2 separate regions of the Homo sapiens genome follow, and region 1 is linked to region 2. The links are chromatin contacts, found by Hi-C or POLR2A ChIA-PET in ENCODE. All regions are on one chromosome and are shown on one strand. The core of a region is the stretch at or near the end of the contact, and the rest is flanking DNA. Distances in the headings are between cores, read along the strand shown.

Region 1 (6,210 bases), core at 2,563-5,062, 160 kb after region 2:
AATCACCTCACTTAACAATTAAATATATAAAGTCACAGCCCATTGTCCTCATGTCAGATTAATGCATTACATCTTTCTCCTTTCGGATTGATGCCTCCAGACTTTCCGATGTGGAAACGACTGATTATTACAGTTTTTAGGCTTTTTTTTTTCTTTTAATTTTCAAGTCAGTGAACCAGGCAATCACCGACACTGCCCGTGCATTATGGGCCTAATTCTGCAGAGGTCTGACAAACCTGCCCAGAGACAGAAGATTAAGCTATTCCAAATTACCCAGACGGAGGCAAGCCCAGATTGGGCTCTCTGGGACAGAGGTGGGGGTGGGGGGACCTTTCATTTCTGCTCTTTGGAGACCTCCAAGACTAAACAGTTTAGGCCACATCTTGAAGAAAATTGCTTTATCCTTTCACCTTTAAGTGGATTCCGGTGCAATCAGTTGATTTGGGAGCACGTGGAGGTCAGCACACACACGCCAGGATGGGGGTGGGGGATTGTGGGCAGAGTCTCGGAAAGACAGGTGGCAAGTAAAATAAGGGAGGATGTAAAAGCTAGGGCGGCCGGTTTGTAACCTCTAACATCTGGTGCCAAATAGGAGGGTACTCGGGAAAGTATTCGAACCAGGGATGGGGGAGTGAAGTGGAGAAGGAGATCGGGCGGGGAAGACTTTCAAAGGTTGCAACTGTGACAAACCAGGATGCTAGCCCCTCTCAGATGTCGCAGGAGGAAGTGAAAGAGGGAGGGAAGAGGAAGAGAGAGGGAGGAAGAGGTCAGGTCTCCGATCCCCATAACTAGAGGACACTCAAATGCTTGCAGATGGGATGCAAGGAAGGGTAGAGGTGGAGAGTAAATTGCATCTGGCTGCCTGGGAGCACAGCACAGAGGAAACTGGTTTTACTCATGCTGGCAAAGCCCCCTTGCTGAGAGTATCTCCAACTCCAGCCAGCTGGTAGGGAGGAGCCCTAAAATCAGAAAAGCTCCCTCTACCCAGGTTCCTAGTCTTAGCTTCACTGCTCCTGGCTGGGCATGATTTCATGAACCCTCTCCCCTCATTGTGACGGTCCTGGCATCTGAAACTTGCATGCTGAGAAAAGATACCAAGGGAGAGATGCCCATGCTTTCTCAAGGCAGTAGGAAAAGTGTTTTGTCCTGGTCTGGCCTGAGTGAGAACCAGACATTGACTCAGATGGCCAATTTCTACATTGCTATTATTTGGGAGGCTCTAGATTTGGATCGTTCGAAAGCCTTTTATCATTCAGTTCCAGCAACCACATTCAAACCTCCTCACTCTGTTCTCCCAGCACAGTGAACAGTTTGCCTCCACCTTCCCCTTTTGCCACTTCTCTCTTTTTTCTTTTCTTTTCTTTTTTCTTTTAAATCATGATCAGGAAGTTTTCACAGGGACTTCCAATGCTTAAAAGACCAGAGACTAAACTTACATCAGCATCAGTTAGGATGCCTTCAGATACAATTAACAGAAAAGCCAGCTCACCTTGCATTAAACCTTGGAGATGTTTAATTTGGACATCTTCAGACATCTATAGACAGGCGGTTGCTTTCCAGGTTTGGGGCAGCCACTCCACTGGACATCAAGGTAAGCCCTCCCCATTCATCTACTCCCCCAAGCTCAACGCATTCACTTCCCTTCCTGTTCATCAACTCACGCCTTCAAAATGGTAGCCACAGCTCCAAGCATCATGAGCTCAGTCAGAGGTAGAAAGTCTAGGAGAGAGGCGAGGCCTTTTTCTAGGATCACTTTGTCCTTCGATCAATAAAAAAGCAACATTTCTAGAGTCATCATAGCCTCCATCCAAGTCTCATTGATTAGAATTGGGTCACAGGCTCACTTTTAGAGAACAGTCCAAAGCAGGGGCAAAATCTGTTTGTAAGAAATAAAGGGAATGGCTGCTGGGAGGATAATCACAGTATCTCCTCACCAGCTCACCCCCAGGTATTTTCTTTCAGTGTCCTAATCTGGTGAATGGTTCAGCAAGCAGCATCCACATCACCTATTAATCAAGCCATCTCTGGATCCTCCCTGTCCTTCACTCACTCCTTCCCCAAGTCCTGGCCTGTATACCCCTCTTTGACCCTCGAAAATCTCTCCTATGATACTGGACACACAGCAGGTACTCAATAAATGGCAATATTCATTTTGCTGCCCCTATAATCCTGCAGCTCTAGAACCAAATTAGCAAACTAGAAAATTTCCTTTGAGAAACTCAACTTTCTAGGCTCCAGTCATTATTTCAGAACCGACTACTGGTTAAATGAGCAGCTATTGGAATCATAAAACCTGGATTCAAATCTCTGCCCTGCTGTGCCTTAGTTATTATGGCCCTGGGCAGCCTGATAAGACACTCTGAACCCCAGTTTTCTCATCTATAAAAGGGAAATAATTATACTCCATACTTCCTAGGGTAGCTGTGATGGTGAAGTATGATGAGGCATCCAAGTACTTAGCACAGTGTCTGGTACATGGGAAGGGATGAGCAAATGCCTGCTACACTTGCTACCATTTCCCAAATGGTAAAACCCATTGTCAATGAGCTTCATCTTCCACTGCCCCACCAAATCACACTCACCTCAGGAACTTTTCTTCCATCCTGATTTCAATGGATGTTTCCCCCGCCCAACCCCATCCTCAGGACACAGGGCACTCTAGGAAGATTTAGAGAGCCACTGGCTTCCCCTTGCGAAGTGGAGATCATACCCCAGTCCTCACGAGTCCTGGGGCCAGGCTGAAGCCGCAGGAATTGGGTCTGACTTCTAGTGGTTTAGATGGAAATCAGGCAAGAGACTTCTCAGCAGCTTCTTTTATATTTATTTCTGGTCAGATCAAAGGTCCTGTCGGCAATCTGTCTTGACATCTTAATTCCTGTTTTTCTTAACTAATTTTTTTTCCCTGGATGGTGTTCACTCCAAATAAGCTACTGAAAGGCCCTCTGGGGGTAAGAGAGAGAGAGAGAGACTGAGTGGGAGGAATTTAGTTATGTCTTGCTATAAATAAGTGTATAGAATTATACAGATCTTGATGGCCGGAGATCAGTCACTTATTTCCACAGTAGGAAAAAGACAAGCTTGGGGTTATTTCCGGATTCCTAGTGGTGTTCAAACTCACAAGGACACCCAGTAAAGACTGGCTTGATAAAATTCTAACAGGGATCATTTATTGAAAGGGCGTATTAACTGTAATTAAGGACATGAAATTTGGAGTCTGCCATCCTGTAAATACCAGGTTGACCACTTACTAACTGTGTAACCTTGGAAAAGTGACCACACTGCTCTGCCTCAGTTTCCACATCTGTAAAATGGGGACAATAATAACCTCATGGACTTGTTAGGAAGATTAAATGAGTTGATAAATGTGAAGTGCTTAGAGCAGTGCCTGGCACACAGTCAGCAAATATGAGTTTATTAATATCTATTTAACAGGTATTGGGCATAGATTATTGTGTGTTCGATCCATACAACAGTCTTTCATGACAATGTTGCCATCTATAGACCTAATCCACTCATAAATCATTTTGCAAGAGAGGAACTAGAGAAGCAGAGAGACTTGAGTAATTTGGCTACAGGTACTAAGTAGCAGAATCGGAGTTCATAACCAGGTCTGCCTGATCGCCAGAAGAAGCTCTTCACACTCTGCCTCACCTGGTTAAGCAGGACCAGCTATGTCAGCAAGATAACCAGCAGGATGCCATCTCTTTACTGAGGGCAGATGGAGCAAGGCTCACCTTGCCTGCTTAACTTTGAAGGGGGTTACCCCAAGCACGCAAATGAGTTGCTTTAAGCAACTCACGGCCAAAGAAATGAATCACTCCTTGCCCGTCATCTCTAGCTCCCCGATGATGTTTGCAGGCAAGCTTCGGGCCTGTGTAAACGTGAAGTAGGTCAGGCCACAAGCCAAGTCTGCAAGTAGCACAAGGAGTGACTGATTGCACAGTCAGTGAAAGTTTTGGACAATTTACCAGTTCAGGAAAACTACACCTACAACAAACTGGTTGCACCACCTTGTTTAGAATGAGCATCCACTGCCTCTACCACTCACGGAAGTGCTGGAGTTGACATCTAGGAAAACATCAAGGCTCCTGGGGACTTAGGGAGAGGGCACGCTGGTATATTTACATGTTCCTTGATAAAAATACAGCCCAAAAGACATGTTTACCACTGAACTTCAAAACCATTCCGAAGATACCAGTCACTCTTCTACTACAGTCAAAGTAGACCTTTGAAGACTTCTCAGAGAATTTAAAATCTTGAAGGGCCTCAGTGTTCTCTCTGGGGATGTCAAAGATATTTGTCAGAACTGGACAGGGCAATGATGAAGCAGCCTGGGATGCCTTCCTATACCCAGCAAAAAAAAAAAAAAAAAAAAAAAAGGCTTTGTTTTTTTTTCTTTCTTTTCTTTCCCTAATTTCTTATATGAGCATATTCCCCGTGATTCATTTTTTCCCTCTTAAGAGGTTTCTTTGGCCACCTGTGTTCCTGTGGAAATAGCAGCAATGCACACTTATTGAGCAAGCCCTATAGCTAAAAAAAAGTGTGAATCCCTTTGTATGATGTGTCATCCCCTTTACATTCACAACATTCCAGGCCAGGTGAGGTGTCTCACACCCGTAATTCCAGCCCTTTGGGAGGCCAAGGTGGGAGGATCACTTGAGGCCAGGAGTTTTGAGGCCACTCTAGGCAACAAATCAAGATGTTATCTCTACAAAAAGTACAAAAATTAGCCAGGCACGGTGTCATGTGTCTGTAGTCCCAGCTACGCAGGAAGATCGCTTGAGTACAGAAAGTCAAGACTGTAGTGAGCTATGATCCCATCACTGCACTCCAGCCTGGGCGACAGAGTCAGATCCTATCTCTTTAAAAAAAGAAAAATGAGCAATATACCTGTGAGTTGGTACTAATAGGTAATTGTGCCCATTTTACAAATCAAAATGCCAAGGCACTTGCCCAGTGTCAACTCACTGCATGAATGGAGGTGCTAGGTTTGGAATCAACATCTATCTCCAAAGCCCATATTCCTACCCTCTGCTATCCTGTCTCCTAACACTTTATTCAGATCTGTTTTTAAAAGTGCCTAACACAATATATATGATAATTTTTCCTGTTATGTGTCTGTTTCATTTGGTAACAGTAAAGTTAATGCTAACCACCATGTATTAAATAAGCACTTACATATATCAGGTACTGTGCAGGTGAATGTATACGCATTTTCTCTGATCCTGCTGACAGTCCTGTGAGTTGGGTGTCAGGTGCTCCATTATACAGATGAGCAAACAAGTTCAGAGAGGTTAAGTGTGTGGCCCCAGGCTAAGGAGCTCGTGAGCGGTAGAGCCAGTTTCATGAATCAGGTTTGATGGGCCCAAAGCCCATGTGCTTTGTCCTGTGCCTTAGCAACTCCCACTGGCTGTCAGCTTATCAAGGGCCGGGCTGGCATTTTATGTTCTTAGTGTCTCTGCAACCCAGCAAAGTGTCTGGCTGTGAACTAGGTGAACTGCAAAAAAAAAAAAAAAAAAAGTAGAATCAAGGGACCAAGTCAGTCATCCCAGTGCTCTGCTAAATATAGAGTTTAAAGTACAAGCTGGTGCAAGAACAAAGGAAAAAAAAGATGTTTATTTTTTAATGGATCAATTAGAGAAAGTTGAAAATAAGGAGTTATGCTCATCTCTTATATGCAAATGACTGAGTCCTGGATATGTATTGGAGCCCAGCAAATACGTGTTGAATGAATACACTCATATAAAGAGATCAACACTCAGATATTTAGTAGGCATCTCAAACTTGCTATTTCCACAACTATACTGATTATCGTCCCTGCATAACCACTCCTTCTGCCATCTACCCCATTTCCATAATTGCAAACTCTATCCTTCTCATCATCCTCAACTCCTCTTTCTCTCATGCCACGTGAATCCAGCAGCAAGTCCTGCCTGCTCTACTTTCAGGGTATCGCCCGAAATCTGACCACGTCTCACCTCTCCCAAGGCTACCTCCCTGGTCCAAGCCACCATCACCTCTCACTCGGGATGTGGCACCAACCTTCTTACTGGTCACTCTGTGGCATCCCGTACTCTCCACTTCACAGCCAGAGGGATCCTGTTACATCCTAAACCAGACCATGTCACTACTCTATTCAAAATGAGCAGCATGCTCCAACCTCATGACATTTGCACTACAGCCCCGTCTGCTTGGAATTCTCTGCTACAG
Region 2 (6,465 bases), core at 2,853-5,352:
TGTTGCTTTTCATCCTAGTTGCCTAGATGCAGCTCCTGAGATTCAGATAGGTTGAATTCAGACCCCCAAGCCATGCAGCTGGCCAGCAGCAGAGGTTAATCCCACCCAGGGCATCCCTTTGAAGATGCCTGGATATGCATAGCCGCAAAGGCTTAAAAAACATCATGGAGAAAGCGAGAAGTGGGCAATGACTTCACTAAAAGTATTTCTGGGCCACTGGCCAAGTATGGCAATGAGTCTCTTGCTCTTGAAATACAGGGTGGCCTGGAGGAAGCTGGGGGAAGCCAGGGGGTGAGGAGGGTACTTCCTGGGTGCCAATGGATACCATCTGAGCTGCAAAGCCCTGCAGTGACGAGCAGCATTTATTCTGCCCACCTCTCGCACCAGAAAAGTTATGACTGCTTCCAGTTCTAAGACTTCAAAATATAGCACAAAAATCAGCCTCCACTGCTTCCCCTCACTCTTTCTCCTGATTTATTTATTTATTTAATTTATTTATTTCCCTTTTCTCTTGTGCCCATGAAGTTTGCCTCCCTTCAAATATCCTTGTTTGTTAGAAGTGATTCCAAGGCTGGGAGAAAAACCTCACCTCAGGCTGGTCATTACTTACTGGGGAGAGTCAGAAGCTGAAAGTTCCTCCTACCCCACACCATAAATAAACTGTCTCCTTCTTCAACCCACAAATCATTCCAGATTTTTGGAGTAAATAGTAATAGCTGTGTTTTCCCCCATGGGCATAGCTGAGGGTGTATTGTATGTGCATGTATGTGTTCAATCTAATTTAATTCTTTTTTTTTTTCTAGCCTTGTGAAAGCACCTTTGGCTCCACCCTCCACTTCTGAGCACTCTTTTGAAGGGATTAGCACTCCCAGACTCTGGACTCGGGGGCTTGGAAAAGCTCTATAGGTTTGAGATTTACTGTGGCTCCAGGGAGCTGAGAGATAGGCCAGCCTGAGTCAGGGCCGGAAGAATGTTCTTCTATTGTTCTGTCTGGGGGACAGGCACTCTGGCAGTCATAGTATCTTTCACTCTATTCGCTTTCACTGCACTGGCTCTGGTTTGCGAGGTGTCCCCAGCAGCCTCCTGCATGGTGCCCATCACTCACTCCACACTGTCCTCCCTGTAATCTGTCTTCTGTGCCAGCCATCCTTGAAGTGACCTTCCTTTTTTTGTTGTTGTTTGAGACAGAGTCTCACTCTGTTGCCTAGGCTGGAGTGCAGTGGCCTAATCTTGGCTCACTGCAACATCTGCCTCCTGGGTTCAAGCAATTCTCCTGCCTCAGCCTCCCGAGAAGCTGGGATTACAGGTGATCGCCACCACGCCTGGCTAATTTTTGTATCTTTAGTAGTGACGGGCTTTTGCCATGTTGGCCAGGCTGGTCTCAAACTCCTGACCTCAAGTGATCTGCCTGCCTCGGCCTCCCAAAGTGCTGGAATTACAGGCGTGAGCCACCACTCCCAGCCTGAAGTGGCCCTTCTAAGCCTCTGATCTTATCATCATTGAGTGCTTTTCATCATCATGCTGGGTCCCTGCCGTAAAACCTCCCAGTGCCTTCTGGTCTTAGTTTGGGTTCTTCCACAAAGCAGACCCACAGGTAGGGATTTGGGTACAGTCAAGAGGCTGCATACCATGCTAGTTAAACACATGAATTTGGACTCAGATGTTCTGAGTTCAAATCCTGACTGTATGACTTGGAACCACGCTTTCCATATCTGTAGAGTGTGAACAACCAGCATATCTACCTTACAGGGTTACGGTAAGAATGAAGTGTGTGAATAAAGCATTCAGTGCTGAGCTGGCCACAGAAGGAAGGTTTTTATTATGGGATACATCCTGGCATAGCTTTCTGTTCACAAGGCCCACCTGCCACATTATAGTTGTTAGTCTCTTTGTGTGGCTTAGTCTGCATGCCCTAACCCCAAATTCCATGAGCATAGGCTTTATGCCTCACGTAGTTCTGTATCCCTCCCAGTGCCTAGCTCTGAGCTGAGCAAACAGACACTCATGATAGGTGGAAGGGAACCAGCAGGTACTGACCTCCTTCCTATGTAAACAACAGGCATTATCCTTATTTTGAAAATACATAAATAGAGACTTAGATGTTAGCTAACTCGACCAAGGTCACACAGCTTGAATTTAGAACATGTTTGAACTGACCAACTTCAACCTTAATGCATGATTTTTATTGCACTGAGCCACTTGCTCATGGTTTGACCCAGAAGAGAAAATACCAACCAAATATTAGAGATGACATTTTACCAACTGCTAGGACTAAGAGGTGATGAGAAAGAGCCCAGTGACCAAGGTGTGGGTGTATCCAGGAAAAGAAATAAACCTGTATGATCAAGGCGCCAGAATAGCTATCTTTATAGGTTATTTGATTGTAAGCAACAGAAACCTATTCTGGCTAACATAAGCCCAAAACGCTAGTATTGGAAGAATTGGAAGAAGTAGCTCACAAAATAGAAGAACCAGACGTCAGAGGGGTCAGGGAGCTGGTTGGACTTGGGATCTAAGTAGCAGTAAGTAATGTGATCAACCTGAATCACATGACAGCCTCTTAGCTCTAGGCAGTCAGGGTTTGAGTGACTGTCCCACGCAGACTGCATGTAACAACAGTGGGTGGGAACAAGTTTCAAAAAGGGAAATGAGCATGCTAAGACCAGAAAGAAAAGAAATAGATATTAGGTTGGCCAAAACAGCTGATGCCCTTTGCAGTGACAGTGTCAGCTAATTTTAGCAATATATATCATCTGCTGGGTTTTCTATGTGTTAGGCAGCATTGCTCTGTACAGTTTTGCAGATTGCATCCTGCCCAAGACCAGCTTGCTAAGGAGGCACAGAGGTGCTAAATCCCGGGCCAATCACTGCTTGCCAAATAGCTGTATTAACCCAGAGGAAGGGACGTCTTTCCTAACGTGCAGAAAAACACCAGGTATAAATCATCCTATTTAGTCCTCTCAACAATGCTGAAAGGTAGGTGTGGTAGATTAAAAATGGTCACAAATTCTTTGCTTCTCTTCCTGTTGAGGAGATAGCTAAATCCTTGGGGAATGGAGCTCATGCTACATGCATTGTTGAGAAGCAGAGACTAAACACCCTCCCCCCTGAATCTGGACTGGCCTTAACAACTCACTTGACCAACAGAATATGGTGGAACTAATGGCTGGAACTTCCAAAGCTAGGTCATAAGAAACCTTACTGCTTTTTTTCCCCTGGGTTTTCTGGTGCTATGAGACACCATGTATAAAGTTCAACTACTGTATTCTATTGATCCGTCACAGAGCTCAGATTTAAGAAGTCATAAACACATCACCTGTTAACCTAAGAGTGTCCAAACAATTTATGACCACCTTCAATCTACCAAATCGTTGGTTGAACTCATTCAACAAGCATTTGTTTGTTGAGCATCTGCTTTATACCAGACACTAACTTAGGCCCTGGGAATACAGTGGTGAACAAAACAGAAAAGTGATATGCTTCCATGGAACCCGTATTCTAGTGGGAGGCTGCATTCTAGCTTGAACAGATGGATCAATGAACTGGAAAGGAAAATGAAGAATGTCTATCTGGTCTCCAACTTTTGACCTGCTACATGTGTCCTATAAAATAATCTCACGATGTCACAAGATCCAATTTGCTCTTTCCAAGCCAATTTTCCACTCATTGATCATCTGCATTTAACTTTGAGGCAACAGCTGAGAAATTCTGAAATAGTAAGAGGAAGATTCTCCCTCTTACTTTCCATGGGCTGTCTGGCATGTCATAGGGCTCAGGGACTAGGTGCTGCCTGAAACTCTTGTGGCCGAGTCAGGTCCCCCATTAGCTCTGAGTTCTGGAAATTGACCAGAATTTACAAAGAAGGAGGGCATGGGGAGAATGAGGAAGCTAGAGTTGCATCATCCTGACTCAGGTCAGCCAGTGTCCACCTTGGCAATTGGCTGCAAGCTTTGGGATTGGCATGAGAAGGTTACGTTGACTGGGCCATCTAACCAGCAGCCTGAGGGCTGGGCCTGAGCAGCACCGAGGAATTTCACACATGGCGGTGCCAGCCTGGGTTCTGTTCTGGAATAACACATGCAAGTGACAGGGAAAACTCGTGAGTCATTGAGCTAATCTCAGCTCTTTTAAACTGGGTGCCTGGAAGATGAGCAAAGTTCTGACTTCAGCACCATCAAAGAGGTTATATGGCAAAGTCAACAGTTTCAACAGGGAGGAAAAGGCTGAATCACCCAGGCCATTGCTTTCCCCTTGCCTGAGTCAGGAGTAAAGGATTAAGTATTCTATTTTAGGGAGTTCCTAAGTGCTCCTGAGGAGAGCTTCCAATAGAGGTGAGTAGGTTCCTATTAACTCTGCAACACACCTTTCAAGCTAGAATCCATTTATTTTACATTTCCATTATTGGGCAACCAAATGCTATTTATGAGCTCCAACTCTGAGTGTCCACAGATATAATTTATGTCAATCACCTAGATTTGTTTTTCTAAAAATGTGCTCTGTAGAACATTAATTTTCTGGCACTCCTGATAGGTGACTGGGCGAGGTAGGGGGTTAGTATGCAGAAAAAAAATTGATCATCAAATATGGGATATACTTGGGAAATACTTGGTTACATTTTCTTCAATAGATTTTTCTACTTTAGGACTTTTCAGAGCCTTTGGTATGCTAATGTACATTGCAAATCTTCAAAAAAGCTTTAGATCTTATTAACCCTTCCCGACTTGTTTTGTCCATGAACCCCAACTTTGGAGAGTAAAGAAATCGTTTTTCATGAAGACACTTTGAGAAATGTTGTCCTTGAATCGTTTAGAACAATTCTCTCAAATTGTGGGCATACAAATTAACCAGAGACCTTATTATTAAAAATGCACATTTCCATCTCAGACATTAAAATTGAGTAGGTCTTGGGTGAGGTCCAGAAATATTCATTTAATAAACATTTCAGGTGATTTTGAAGTGAGTGATCCATTGCACACACTTTGGAAACCACTGCTTTAGAGCTAGAGTTGGAAGGCAAGTAAATTTAATCCTTGATTTTAGAGATAAGGAAACTGAGGCACTGAAAGTGATTTTTCATACAGTGAGTTTTTTGTGAAGTCAGGGATTGGTCTGAACTCCCAGATTAGAAAAAACCTCTCTCATCACGTAATGAGACATGCGGTACTTCATATGTATCTGAGATTTCTGGAAATAATAACAAATTAAGCATTCAAGGAGTGTTGAAATCACGGAAGGATAAGTAACTGAATGAATGAGTAACTGTATACCCCTATTCTACTCACTTATACCTCTTTTGATGCAACCCAAGAGCACAGTTTGTTTGATGGGTTCTACTTTATGGCAAAGAAAACTGAGGTTCAGAGAAGTTAAGTAATTCGTTCAATGCCACACAGCAAGTCAATGGTAAGGTCATAGTTGTAAATCAGGATTTTTTTCTGATTCCAGATTTCATTCCATGGCCAACCTCAGACCCTAGAATCAGAAGTGGATTTGCTTCTCAGCTCTGCTGCTTGCTAATTGTGTGACACTGCTCAAGCAACATAACTTCTCTGAGCCTTTTGTGTAAAATGAAGATAGTAACTCGCTTCATTGCTTTGCTGAAGGCATTAAATGAGGTAAAGTGTGTACACCATGGCAGGTGCCTAGCATGTGCTAAGCACTTTGTAAATATTAACTGCTGCTAATAATAATATTGATAACTGTGAATAGCATCTAAAAGAGAGCAATGCACATCGTGAAGGAAAATAAATTTCTTTTTTGGATAACAATGCCATGGTCATAAGCTTGTAAGGTCTGGCTTTCTTGGTGTGTCCTGTTGGGTCCCAGACTCTCAGAATCCCAGAATGGAAATGGGCTCTCGAATTCACCTGGTCTAAGACCCAGCCCCTAATGTAGATTCCCTGTGAGAAGGTCCCAGCAGCCGCATCTTCTCTCAGTTTATCACCTCCACTGACAGTGAATTATTTCTAGACAAATAGGAGCAATTTTTAGTGCCCCATTTCCCGAAGTGTTGCCTAAGCACTACAACCCCCAGAAGCTGGTCCTTAAGAAAAGAATTCTGCATTCAAATAAGCTTGAGCAATGTCATTTGCTATTTTTTTTTTTTTTAAATGCCGTGGTGTGATCTGGGTGGCTCACTGCAACCTCTGCCTCCCGGGTTCAAGCGATTCTGTGCCTCAGCCTCTCTAGTAGATGGGACTACGTGCACGTGCCACCATACCCGGCTAAGTTTTGTATTTTTAGTAGAGACAGGGTTTCACCATGTTGGCCAGGCTGGTCTCGAACTTCTGACCTCAGGTGATTCCCCCGCCTCAAACTCCCAAAGTTCTGGGATCACAGGCTTGAGCCACTGTGCCCGGCCTGTCATGTGCTCTTAACTGCCTCCCCTCACCCTACCCAGATATATTCATAACACCCATGTTCATGTTCAAGGCTCTGAGAAGTCCTGCAGTCAGGAAAGAAAAG

Evidence for each region. Hi-C counts contacts between places; a loop is a spot of excess contacts on that map. ChIA-PET counts read pairs that join two places held with the same protein, here RNA polymerase II (POLR2A).
Region 1: a loop to region 2 is called in a map of MCF 10A, with 2.4 times the contacts of the local background. The contact joins two enhancer-like sites. A Hi-C loop is called at or near these places in 3 of 168 maps with a recorded cell type or tissue (HepG2, MCF 10A and PC-3). POLR2A ChIA-PET finds 5 or more read pairs at or near these places in 1 of 52 experiments (MCF 10A).

What each region holds. Positions count from the first base shown.
Region 1 is chr12:115,380,004-115,386,213 of GRCh38, forward strand. The region is part of intron 3 of LOC105370003 (a long non-coding RNA gene); the gene reads right to left. Among named protein-coding and RNA genes, the nearest start is that of LINC02463, 500 kb to the right of the region's middle. Within about 2 kb of position 3,813, at least 3 of the 41 ENCODE cell types and tissues checked have a DNase peak (open chromatin) inside an H3K27ac peak, as active enhancers do; they include PC-3, where a contact is called at or near this core.
Region 2 is chr12:115,223,294-115,229,758 of GRCh38, forward strand. No RefSeq gene overlaps it. Among named protein-coding and RNA genes, the nearest start is that of TBX3, 540 kb to the left of the region's middle. Within about 2 kb of position 4,103, at least 7 of the 41 ENCODE cell types and tissues checked have a DNase peak (open chromatin) inside an H3K27ac peak, as active enhancers do; they include PC-3, where a contact is called at or near this core.